Regions from separate parts of the Homo sapiens genome. Here all the other regions are linked to region 1. The links are chromatin loops, found by intact Hi-C in ENCODE. Cell type or tissue: heart right ventricle. All regions are shown on one strand. Links, peaks and the distances in the headings refer to the core of each region. The heading gives the core; the rest is flanking DNA.

Region 1 (5,661 bases), core at 1,955-4,454:
TACAAAAAATTAGCCAGTCTTGGTGGCATGGGCCTGTAGTCCCAGCTATTCGAGAAGCTGAGGCAGGAGAATCACTTGAATCTGGGAGGTGGAGGTTGCAGTGAGCCGAGGTGGCACCACTGCACTCCAGCCTGGGCGACAGAGCAAGATGCTGTCTCAAAAAAGCTCAGAACAATTCTCCACAAAGTAAGCACTTAATATATACTTTTTTTTTCAACCTGCACAAAAGCTGAAGTTCTCACAAGAACCAATGAGCAGGGAATCTGAGGGTCACAAATGCAGCTTCCCTCCCCTGTGTATGGAAGTGGAGGTAGAGCAGGTGGTGTCAAGAGGGCAGAACTGGCTGGGTGCAGTGGCTCACGCCTGTAATACCAGCACTTTGGGAGCCTGAGGCAGGTGGATCACCTGAGGTCAGGAGTTCAAAACCAGCCTGGCCAACATGGTGAAACCCCGTCTCTACTAAAAATACTAAAATTAGCCGGACATGGTGGCACATGCCTGTAATCCCAACTACTTGGGAGGCTGAGGCAGAATTGCTTGAACCCAGGAGGCAGAGGTTACAGTGAGCCAAGATCGCGCCATTGCACTCAAGTCTGGGCAACAAGAGTGAAACTCCATTTCAAAAAAAAAAAAAAAAAAGAGGGCAGGATCAACTGTCAGGGTGGCAGGGCCAGGAGGGGAGGCCAAGAGGGAACTGGGGGACCACACGTGGGCAGGCCTGCCAGGTGGGGAGCAGGGACAACTGGGGCTGTGGGGAGATGGCCTTTCTATCACCAAGGGAGGCAGGACCAGGGAGGAGGCTGCAGTGAGGCAGAGAACAGCAGGTGCCGGGTCAGGGCTAACCAGCAAGGGTGCTGAAGAAGGACAAACAGCCTGGAAGGGGCACGAGCCTCCTCTCCCTGAAACGTGTGTGAGTGGGGCCAGGAAGCCACTCTGTACGGCAGCAACAACACTTATAGGACATCTACTCTGTCACAGGGCACACAGTTCTCCTAACAACCCTAAAAGCCAGATACCATAAGGATCCCAATTTTACAGATGAGGATGTCGAGGCAGAGAGAGATGCAATGTGCAAGGTCACATAGCTAGGGAGTGGCAGAGCTGGGATTTGAACCCGGGCTGTTAAGCTCCAGCATCTGAACTCTTCACCGCCAAGGTAGACAGCAGATGCCGGAAAGCGATTACTGCTCCTTGGAGTAAATTCCCCCTGCTGGGACTTTGGGCTCTGAGTGCAGAATTCCAGGCACCACCTTCCCAGCCTGCACGGTGCTGAGGGCTGGAGTTTGCAGGTGCACACAGGTGTGTGTGGAGGAGGCTCCTCCCAGGCGCCTCCACCTGCCTCTTCTGCCTTTGGAGCCCCTCTCCATCTCCACCGCCTCCACCTGTCCTGAAGCCAGAATCCCATCATTCCCCCGCAAGGCACTGCAGACAAGAATGCATCCTGTGCTCAACGCAGGTCTAAGTTCCTTAAATCCTAAGCTGTTTCTCTAACCCAATAGCCTCCTTTTCTGACTCCAAGCCCTTATTCACGCTATTTCTCCTGCACGAAACCCCCTTCAGGCAACCTGGCAGCAAACTTCTGCAAGATGCTCTATGAAGCTTCCTGGTCTGCCCCATCCTCCAGGGGACCCCCTCTATGCCCCCAGCTTCCCCACTAATGCACTCATCAACCCCCGGGGCTGCACTTTTTGGGGACACCGAGGCTGCTGTCCTGTGGACCAGCCAGCCCCTAGAAGTGCCAGGCCAGGTAACAGCAGCTGAATGAAGGGCTTATTGTTTACATTTACAACCGAAAGGGAAGAGGCTTCTGAAGCACACACGTGGTGCTCCCCGCACCCTCCTCCTCCTCTGCCCACAGCCCTAGGCCACCCCACCCACCTCCCTCAGGCATCGCGCAAGAGTGACGGCAGACCCCCTCATCCCAGACCCCCACTTCTCACCCAGAAGTGAGAGGAGGGGTCTCAGACGTTGGGGGACACACTGCTGGGTGGGTGATTTCCCCCCAAGGTGCTCCCTCTGCCCGTCCTTCCCAGGGTGGGGCTGGGGCCTGCGTGGCAGTGCCCAGTGGGCACCCGCTCGGCCCAAGCTCTGCCTGAAAGGTCCAAACGGGCGGGCCCTGAAGGTTCAGCCAAGCATCCTCCGCGGCCGCCGCCCCTCCCCGGGAGGAGGGCAGAAAATCTGCTGCCTCACCAGCCACCAGCGCCAGCTTGGGGGGACACCCCCTGAGAGAAGCCGCCCGCCTCAATCTCCTCCTACCCCACCTCAGCCAAGCACTTCAACCAAGTTTTGCAAAGGCCATCGGCCAGGCGACCCCAGAGGGTGTAGCAGGGAGGAGAGGGGGGCAGTCCCTGTTCTCCCAGACCCCAGGTTTGGAGATGGGGGCTGCATGGCCGCGCCCACCAGGCTGTGCTCCCCAGGCTCTGTGAGCCCAGAGAGCCCTGCGGCGCGTCCAGCCGTCTTGCTCTGCCCTTGGAAGGGGGTACGGGCGACCCTCCAACAGAAGGGCCAAACCCCCGTCCGAGGGTAGGGACCCCGATGAGGCTGGTGATGCCTTCAACAGGGGGACCCGCAGCCCGGGAATAGCCCCCAACCCTGGCACCCCAAGCAGTGCCCCCTCCTCTCCTACAAGCAACGGGGAAGTTGGGGCACACCCCAGCCAGCTCCCGCCCACGCCCACCGGCCGGCCTCGAACCCTCCCGCCCCCGCCCACGCCCCGACAATGCCTCCGGGCCCGCAGCCCCGCTTTCGGCCAGGCCGCCGCCCCCCGCATCTCTCCGTCCTTTGTTGCCCGCGCGACCCCCTCCCTCGGCCCCTCCAGCAGCCCCTACCTTCGTCCTTCCAGCATCAGGCTAAGCGGCGGGAGGCCCGGAGAGCCCCGGCCTCCTCCTCTCGGGCCCGGGCGCGCTGGGGGGCGAGGATGCTGCGGCCCCTCCCTGCGCGGCGCTGCCCACCGGCTGCACCCCCTCCTGGCGCCGGGGATCCCCGCGATAGGTGCTCAGGGCCCGGGCCTCGCGCCACGTCTCTGGGAAGGCGGGAGGCGCGCACCGAGGCCGCCCAGCAGCCGCCTGCGCGCCCCGCGGCCGAGCCGAGCTGAGCGCCCGCGGAGCCAGCGGAGCCAGCGGAGCCAGCGGCCCGGCTCCGGGAGGGAACAAAAGGGGCCGGCGCAGGGGCGGGCGCGGGAGGGCGGGGCCTGGGGCGGGCGGGAGGGGGGGGCGGGTCAGGCGCGCGTGGGCGGCCTCGCGGTTTTCAGGCCTCAGTGCCTCGCGGAAAGCAGGCGGGCGGGCGGAAAACGCGGAGCAACCTCTTCCCCCTCTCCCCGCTCCATCTCCTTCCCTTCCCAGGCCGCAGCTGTCCTTTGTGGGGCGTCCAGGGTTCGCCCACATCCACCTCCGCGCTGGGCACCTGGTGGTGCTTACATCGCGTTTGGTGAAACGCATCCTCCAGCCATGCTATGCTTGCAAAGATGTCTCTGGTCATTGGGAAGGACGGCAGCTTGGGAAGGTGAGATGCTGTTGGCGCTGGACAGAAAGGATGAGGAGGGGGACAGTGCAGCTGGGGCGAAAACTTCAGGTCTGTGTTGGGGCCAGCGTGGGTGGGGAACTGTGGCACAGGGTCTCATGGTTATCAAGGATCTCATAGCCTGGGCAGTGTCTCACGCCTGTAATCCCAGCACTTCAGGAAGCCAAGGCGTGCAGATCGCCTGAGGCCAAGAGTCCGAGAACAACCTGGGCAACGTAACCTTCGTCTCTACAAAAAATACAAAAATTAGCTGGGCGCGCGCCTGCGGTCCCAGCTACTGGGGAGGCTGGGGTGGGAGGATCGCTGGAGCCCAGGAGGTCGAGGCTGCAGTGAGTCATGATCAAGCCACGGCCCTTCAGCCTGGGTGACAGAGCGAGACTCCGTCCCAAAAGAAAAAAAAAAAAGGATCTCATGGTGATCAGCTTCCAAGATACAAATGAACCCTCCCCAGGACAGGATGCATGTACTGCTATTTCAGAGGAGTTGAGGCAGCTGCCAGGTCCCCTCCTGCGTGGAGAGGCAGATGCCAAGTGACAGCTCAGGAACTAAACAGTGACCAAGCCCCAGCCCCTGTCCATGCCCAGGCTGCGGTTGGCTTCTGTGGCTTGGTTTCCCTCTGTCCCCCCTTGATAAGCTCGCCTGGATGCCTTTGACCTAGCTGGCCGTTCTACCAGTCCTGCCCTGCCCCCTTTCTCTGTTTGACAAATCATATTCCCCCTTCAAAGCACAGCTTAAATGTCCCTGCTTTTCCCTTGAGTGCAGGAATGTGGGTGTTGGGGGAGGTTGTGGTCTGTATGGTGAGACCACTGTTCTGCGGGAGAGAAGTGCCACATACGATCTTGTTCCTATCCCCTAAGGGACCCAGTGCAATGCTTGGCAGAGGGTAGACATCCAGTAATATTTGTTGAATGAATGAATGAACTTACTAAGTTAACATTACCACCCCTCAACTGTCTTGGTATCCATAATCTTTGAGAAGTGAGTGAACCTTTTTTTAGAGAAGGGGTCTCACTCTGTCACCCAGGCTGGAGTGCAGTGGTGTGATTACAGCTCACTGCAGCCTCAAACTCCCAGGCTCAAATGATCCTCCTGCCTCAGCCTCCAGAGTAGCTGGGACTACGGGCATGCACCATGCCCGGCTAATTTTTTGTGTTTTTTATAGAGATGGGGTCTCATTATGTTGGGGTCCAGGCTGGTCTTAAACTCTTGGCTTCAGATGATCTTCCCACCTCAGCCTCCCAAAGTGCTGGGATTACAGCTGTGAGCCACCGTGCCTGGCCTAAACATTTTGACCTCAGTTTCCCCATCTGTAAATTGGGGAGAGTGTTTCAATTCAGTTCAGCGAACATGCAATGCTGTAATGATGGAGGCTGGGCATGGGGTCAGCCCTGAGGGGGTGCCCAGTTGGTGTGGAGAGCCAGACTTGGAGACTAATAAGGGAGGAGGTTCAGAGTGAACTCCAGAAAGACTGGGCTTCTGTAGGAGGTGTGAACCCATAGGGAGGGAGGGGACTCAGGGTGGAGAGGGCAGTGTTCAGGAAACAGGGAGCTAATTGTTCCTTGTGGCTGGGATGCATAACCTGTATATCAACAGTTATAAACCAGCCAGGCACAGTGGCTCACACCTGTAATCCCAGCACTTTAGGAGGTGGTGGCGGGCAGATAACCTGAGGTCAGGAGTGCGAGACCAGCCTGGCCAACGTGATGAAACCCCATCTCTACAGAAGATGCAAAAAATAGCTGGGTGTGGTGGTACATGCCTGTAATCCCAGCTACTCGGGAGGGTGAAGCTTGAGAATGGCTTGAACCCAGAAGGCGAAGGTTGCAGTGAGTGGAGATCATACCACTACACTCCAGCCTGGGCAACAGAAGGGATGGGATGGGATGGGACGGGACGGGACGGGATGGGGCAGGGATTTGCCAAGGTGACATGGGTCTTGCTGGGATGTACCTGAGCTCACCAGCCCCTGCCCAGCAGATCTAGCCTCCCACATGTGCCTCAGGAGGTAGGCAGGGGCCCCCAACCTTCACAGGTACTGCCTCCCTCACTGATGGCCCCCAGTATTATTCAGAGCAACAGCCTGCGGTCAACAGACCTTACCTGGCCGCTGGTGAGTGGAGCTTCAAAGAGCAAGTCACCTGA
Region 2 (2,500 bases), core at 1-2,500, 100 kb before region 1:
GCTTCCTCGGAGAAGGTGAGACCAGGCAGGGCACCAAGAATAACTTTTCCACTTAGGATGGGAGACAGGGGAGGGAGGGCAGCCCTGGAACCCTGGCCAGGGGCCTGGCTGGTTTGTTCCTACTGGAAAAGGCACAGGCTGCATCTGCAGAGGGCAGTGTTGTTCTGGAAAATTCCTAGATTGCCTCATCGCATCTGTTTCCCTCCTGGGCAGGGCTACAGTTTCTAGAAAGGTGTTAGATTTGTAGCAAATGTAGCTAGAGCAACTCCTAATCTGTATAGAAGGAAAGGAGATGGCATTTCTTCTTTTACAAAAGGATGTCTGTGCTTCAAAGAGATTCCTTTAACTCGGGTTGAAATGCAAATGCTGGGCCCGGGGCGGTGGCCCACGCCTGTGCTCCCAGCACTTTGGGAGGCCGAGGCAGGTGGATCACCTGAGGTCGGGAGTTTGAGACCAGCCTGACCAACATGGAGAAACCCTATCTATACTAAAAATACAAAATTAGCCCGGCATGGTGGCGCATGCCTGTAATCCCAGCTACTTGGGAAGCTGGGGCAGGAGAATTGCTTGAACCCAGGAGGCAGAGGTTGCGGTGAGCAGAGATTGTGCCACTGCACTCCAGCCTGGGCAACAAGAGCAAAACTCCATCTCAAAAAAAAAAAAAAAAAAAAAATAAGAAGAAAAAGAAGGTATCCCAGAAGGGAGGAATCTCATAACTGATGAGAGCTGAAGGATGGAAGGAGGCTGTTGACAGCTGTTGACAGCAGGGAGACGGGGATGAGGCCCTCTGGGAAAGAGGAAATGTGGCTTCAGATGACAGGGAAAATTCAGAGACAATGGATAAAGACCCAAAACTCCAGGAAGTTCTATCGAGACTCAGCGGAGGGGCATCCTGCGGCTGAGATAGGGCGGAAAGCTTCCTCGGAGAAAGTGAGACCAGGCAGGGCACCAATAATAACTTTTCCACTTAGGATGGGAGACAGGGGAGGGAGGGCAGCCCTGGAACCCTGGCCAGGGTCCTGGCTGGTTTGTTCCTACTGGAAAAACACAGGCTGCATCTGCAGAGGGCAGTGTTGTTCTGGAAAATTCCTAGATTGCCTCATCGCATCTGTTTCCTTCCTGGGCAGGGCTACAGTTTCTAGAAAGGTGTTAGATTTGTAGCAAATGTAGCTAGAGCAACTCTTAATCTGTATAGAAGGAAAGGAGGTAGCATTTCTTCTTTTACAAAAGGATGTCTGTGCTTCAAAGAGATTCCTTTAACTTGGGTTGAAATGCAAATGCTGGGCCCGGCAGAGTGGCTCACACCTGTATTCCCAGCACTTTGGGAGGCTGAGGCGGGTGGATCACCTGAGGTCGGGAGTTCGAGACCAGCATGACCAACATGGAGAAACCCCATCTCTACTAAAAATACAAAATTAGCCGGGCATGGTGGCACATGCCTGTAATCCCAGCTACTCATAAGGCTGAGGCAGGAGAATCACTTGAACCTAGGAGGTGGAGGTTGCAGTGAGCAGAGATTGTGCCACTGCACTCCAGCCTGGACAACAAGAGCAAAACTCCATCTCAAAAAAAAAAAGAAATGCAAATGCTGGGCCCAGTGCGGTGGCTCATGCCTGTACTCCCAGCACTTTGGGAGGCAGAGGCAGGCAGATCACTTGAGGTTAGGAGTTGGAGACCAGCCTGGCCAACACAGTGAAACCCTGTCCCTACTAAAAATTAGCTGGGCATGGTGATGGGCGCCTGTAATCCCAGCTACTCGGGAGGCTGAGGCAGGAGAATCGCTTGAACCCAGAAGGTGGAGGTTGCAGTGACCTGAGATCGCGCCACTGTACTGCAGCCTGGGCAACAGAGTAAGACTCCGTCTCAAAAAAAAAAAAAAAAAAAGCAAATGCTTACAGGGGCTGGGGAATTGGGAGTAAGAAAAATAATGAAGGGAAAGTGGGGCCTCCCCAGGAGACTCAGGGGGCCCACGCCCATCAGAAGGGGGCAGGGGCTCCCCAGCTATGATGGGGTGATCGCCATGCTGGAAGTCTGTCCTGTGTTGTTAGGTCTTGCCATTTGTTATTTTTTAAAATTGTGTTTATTACTATTATTATTTTTGAGACAGAGTTTCACTCTTGTTGCCCAGGCTGGAGTGCAATGGCACGATCTTGGCTCACTGCAACCTCCACCTCCTAGTTCAAGTGATTCTCCTGCCTGAAGTAGCTGGGATTACAGGCGTGCTTCACCATACCTGGATAATTTTTGTATTTTTAGTAGATATGGGGTTTCATCATCTTGGCCAGGCTGGTCTCGAACTCCTGACCTCAGGTGATCTACCTGCCTCGGCCTCCCAAAGTGCTGGGATTACAGGCGTGAGCAGCCACCACACTCAGCCTTTTACTTATTGTTTTTTGAGACAGGGTCTTGCTCTGTCGCCCAGGCTGTGGTATGATCATGGCTTACTGAGTCTCCACTTCCTGGGCCCAAGTAATCCTACTACCGCAGCCTCCTGAGTAGC
Region 3 (2,500 bases), core at 1-2,500, 68 kb before region 1:
AAATAAAATAAAAAAAAAAAAGAATGATGAGGAATTTGCCAGGACCTAGAAAATGCTTGCAGTATAATAAGTAGCCGGGGAAGAAAAGCAGATTAGGCCAAGTGCAGTGGCTCACACCTGTAATCCTAGCACTTTGGAAGGCCAAGGATTGCCTGAGGCCAGGAGTTCGAGACCAGGCTGACCAACACAGCATGACCCCATCCCTATATTAAAAATATTTTAAAAAAATAAAAAAGCAGGGCTGGGCATGGTGGCTCACACCTGTAATCCCAGCACTTTGGGAGGCCAAGGCAGGCAGATCACTTGAGGTCAGGAATTCCAGGCCAGCCTGACCAACAGGGTGAAACCCCATCTCTACTTAAAATACAAAAATTAGCCTGGTTTGGTAGCAGGTGCTGTAATCCCAACTACTTGAGAGGCTGAGGCAGGAGAATCGCTTGAACCTGGGAGGTGGAGGTTGCAGTGAGCTGAGATTGCACCACTGCCCTCCAGCCTGGGGAACAGAGTGAGACTCTGTCTCATAAAAAAAAAAAAAAAACCCTTGCAGTGGCTCACACCTGTAATCCCAGCACTTTGGGAGGCCAAGGCGGGTGGATCACGAGGTCAGGAGTTCGAGACCAGCCTGACCAACATGGTGAAACCCCGTCTCTACTAAAAGTACAAAAATTAGCTGGGCATGGTGGCACATGCCTGTAATCCCAGTTACTCAAGAGGCTGAGGCAGGAGAATCGCTTGAACCGAGGAGGTGGAGGTTGCAGTGAGCCGAGATTGCACCACTACACCCCAGCCTGGGTGACAGAATGAGATTCCGTCAAAAAAAAAAAAAGAAAGAAAGAAAAATAATAAATAAATAAATAATTAAAAAGCAGGATATACAAGCTTGTAACCAGATTCTGAAAGTAGGTGTATGTATCCTTATACATAGGCAGAAAAGACTGGAAGGAAATTCACCAGGTCACTGAGGCTTATCTCTGGAAAGCGGGGGACAGGTACTGCTTGTGTTATCTTCATATTTCTCTGCACCCACCCCCTCCAGGGTCTCCGCTCTGAGTGGGTGAGACTCTATGAGGCTGGCTGGAGAAGCTCTGCCCCCAGCCCCACCTGCCACTCACCTGCTCATGCTGTGCCTTGAGCAGGGCAATCTCCTTCTCCACCTCGCAGATGTGGCTTGTGGCCTTGGCCACCTCAGCCCGTTCCAGGTCTCGTTCAGCCAGCAGCTGCTCAATGTGCTGCTGCTTCTCCTTCAGTGCCTCCTGCAAGGCCGTGGTGCCCGAGATCTTGCGGGCGTAGCGTGAAGAGGTCTCCGTGAGCTGCAGGAAGGTGTGGATGCAGGCGGGTCTCAGGGATCTGAAGCACTGCAGGGCAGACTGGCTCTGTCCAGCCTAATCTACAGCAACATAGCAGGTGGGAGCCCAAGTGCCTTGACTCCCAGGGTCCTGCTCTTCCCCTGCCAGTACTCTGACATCCTGGCCCCTGCTGACTCACCCAGCGGGGAATCTTGATGTTTGAGATTCAGGAAACTCCCCATCTCAGGAGAGTCAGCTCCTGATAGCCAGAGCCTCTGACTCCCTCACTTTGGCCACTTTTTCCTGGGAAAGGAGGAACCTCCAATCCTAGATTGGGTTTGGACAGAATGCCCTCTGCCCATAGCCACCAAGCAGCCTCCTCTTTTCCCTTCATCCAGGGTTTGATGCCAACCTTTCTGAACTCCCTGCCCTGCATCTGTATAACCCTCCTTAACTTCCAGAGAAAGGCTTAGGGTTCCAATAAATCAGTTATATAAAAACAGCAATAAAGGTAAATGGCTCAATTTTCCCTATTAAAAGATATGCACTTTCTTCTTTGTTCAAAAATCCCAAACTGGAACTAGAGTAAGTCAGGGGCAGACCAGAACACCTGGATCTCTTACATCCTCACCCCTCCCAAACGCACACCAGAGAATCCCCTTCTGCAGCCCCACCCTCACCAGGCCACTGCGGCTGGGCCGACCCCCCACGGAGGAGGCCACAGAGCTGACGGAGCTGATGGAGGAACTGCTGGGACTGTGGGTCAGTGCTGACACACCCATGGCCATACGCTTGGTCTTCTTGGCCTTGGCTGGGCTGGTAGATGGGAAGCCGATACGGATCACTTTGTGGATGGGCGCGAAGAGACCAAACTTGGGTGGGCACTGGAAGTACCTGTGGAAGCAGGAGAGACCCAAGCTGCTGTCACGGCCCCAAAGCCTGGAGAGCCTCCCCTGCCTCCTCTGCCTCTTCAGAGCCTGGCAGAAAGAGAGAAAGACACCTCCTTGGGGCCCATGTGGAAAGACACTCCAAGGTGGAAATCTTCCAGGTGGAGAGATAGGACTCTCAAAAAAAGGATATAGGTGAGTAGGGTCTGAGAGTCTCTGCAGCTGTGAACAGCCAATGAGAATACTCTTGGAAGTAGGAAATAATTACTGGGACCCACTTTGTGCCAGTCTCTTTAAATGAATGCTCATTTCCATCCCCCAAAGTTA

Evidence for each region. A loop is a pair of places that touch in the nucleus more often than their neighbours do. Peaks named below come from ENCODE experiments on the same cell type or tissue, not always from the same donor. Only the 100,000 strongest peaks of a DNase experiment are listed, where the experiment ranks them.
Region 2: it touches region 1 in a loop (4-fold over the local background); 34 of 110 quality-filtered maps call a loop at or near these places.
Region 3: it touches region 1 in a loop (2.4-fold over the local background); 12 of 110 quality-filtered maps call a loop at or near these places.

The regions. Positions count from the first base shown.
Region 1 is chr7:74,286,902-74,292,562 of GRCh38, reverse strand. It overlaps CLIP2 (CAP-Gly domain containing linker protein 2), which reads right to left and starts at 3,156. Exons shown (of 17, transcript NM_003388.5): 1 at 2,829-3,156. LOC107986742 (a long non-coding RNA gene) reads left to right here and starts at 3,256. Exons shown (of 2, transcript XR_001745024.2): 1 at 3,256-3,501. RefSeq lists enhancers at 1,514-2,157, 2,158-2,802 and silencers at 2,678-2,747, 2,768-3,237. In heart right ventricle, for the core only: no CTCF peak of the experiment used is centred there; DNase peaks (open chromatin) are centred at 2,172, 2,539 and 3,202; H3K4me3 peaks cover 2,057 bases; H3K27ac peaks cover 2,057 bases.
Region 2 is chr7:74,392,419-74,394,918 of GRCh38, reverse strand. The region is part of intron 13 of CLIP2 (CAP-Gly domain containing linker protein 2); the gene reads right to left. Among named protein-coding and RNA genes, the nearest start is that of GTF2IRD1, 60 kb to the left of the region's middle. In heart right ventricle, for the core only: CTCF peaks have their summits at 146 (motif pointing right), 878 and 1,080 (motif pointing right); DNase peaks (open chromatin) are centred at 143 and 1,068; H3K27ac peaks cover 583 bases.
Region 3 is chr7:74,356,090-74,358,589 of GRCh38, reverse strand. CLIP2 (CAP-Gly domain containing linker protein 2) reads right to left here. Exons shown (of 17, transcript NM_003388.5): 5 at 1,967-2,180; 6 at 1,113-1,310. Among named protein-coding and RNA genes, the nearest start is that of CLIP2, 68 kb to the right of the region's middle. In heart right ventricle, for the core only: no CTCF peak of the experiment used is centred there; no DNase peak of the experiment used is centred there.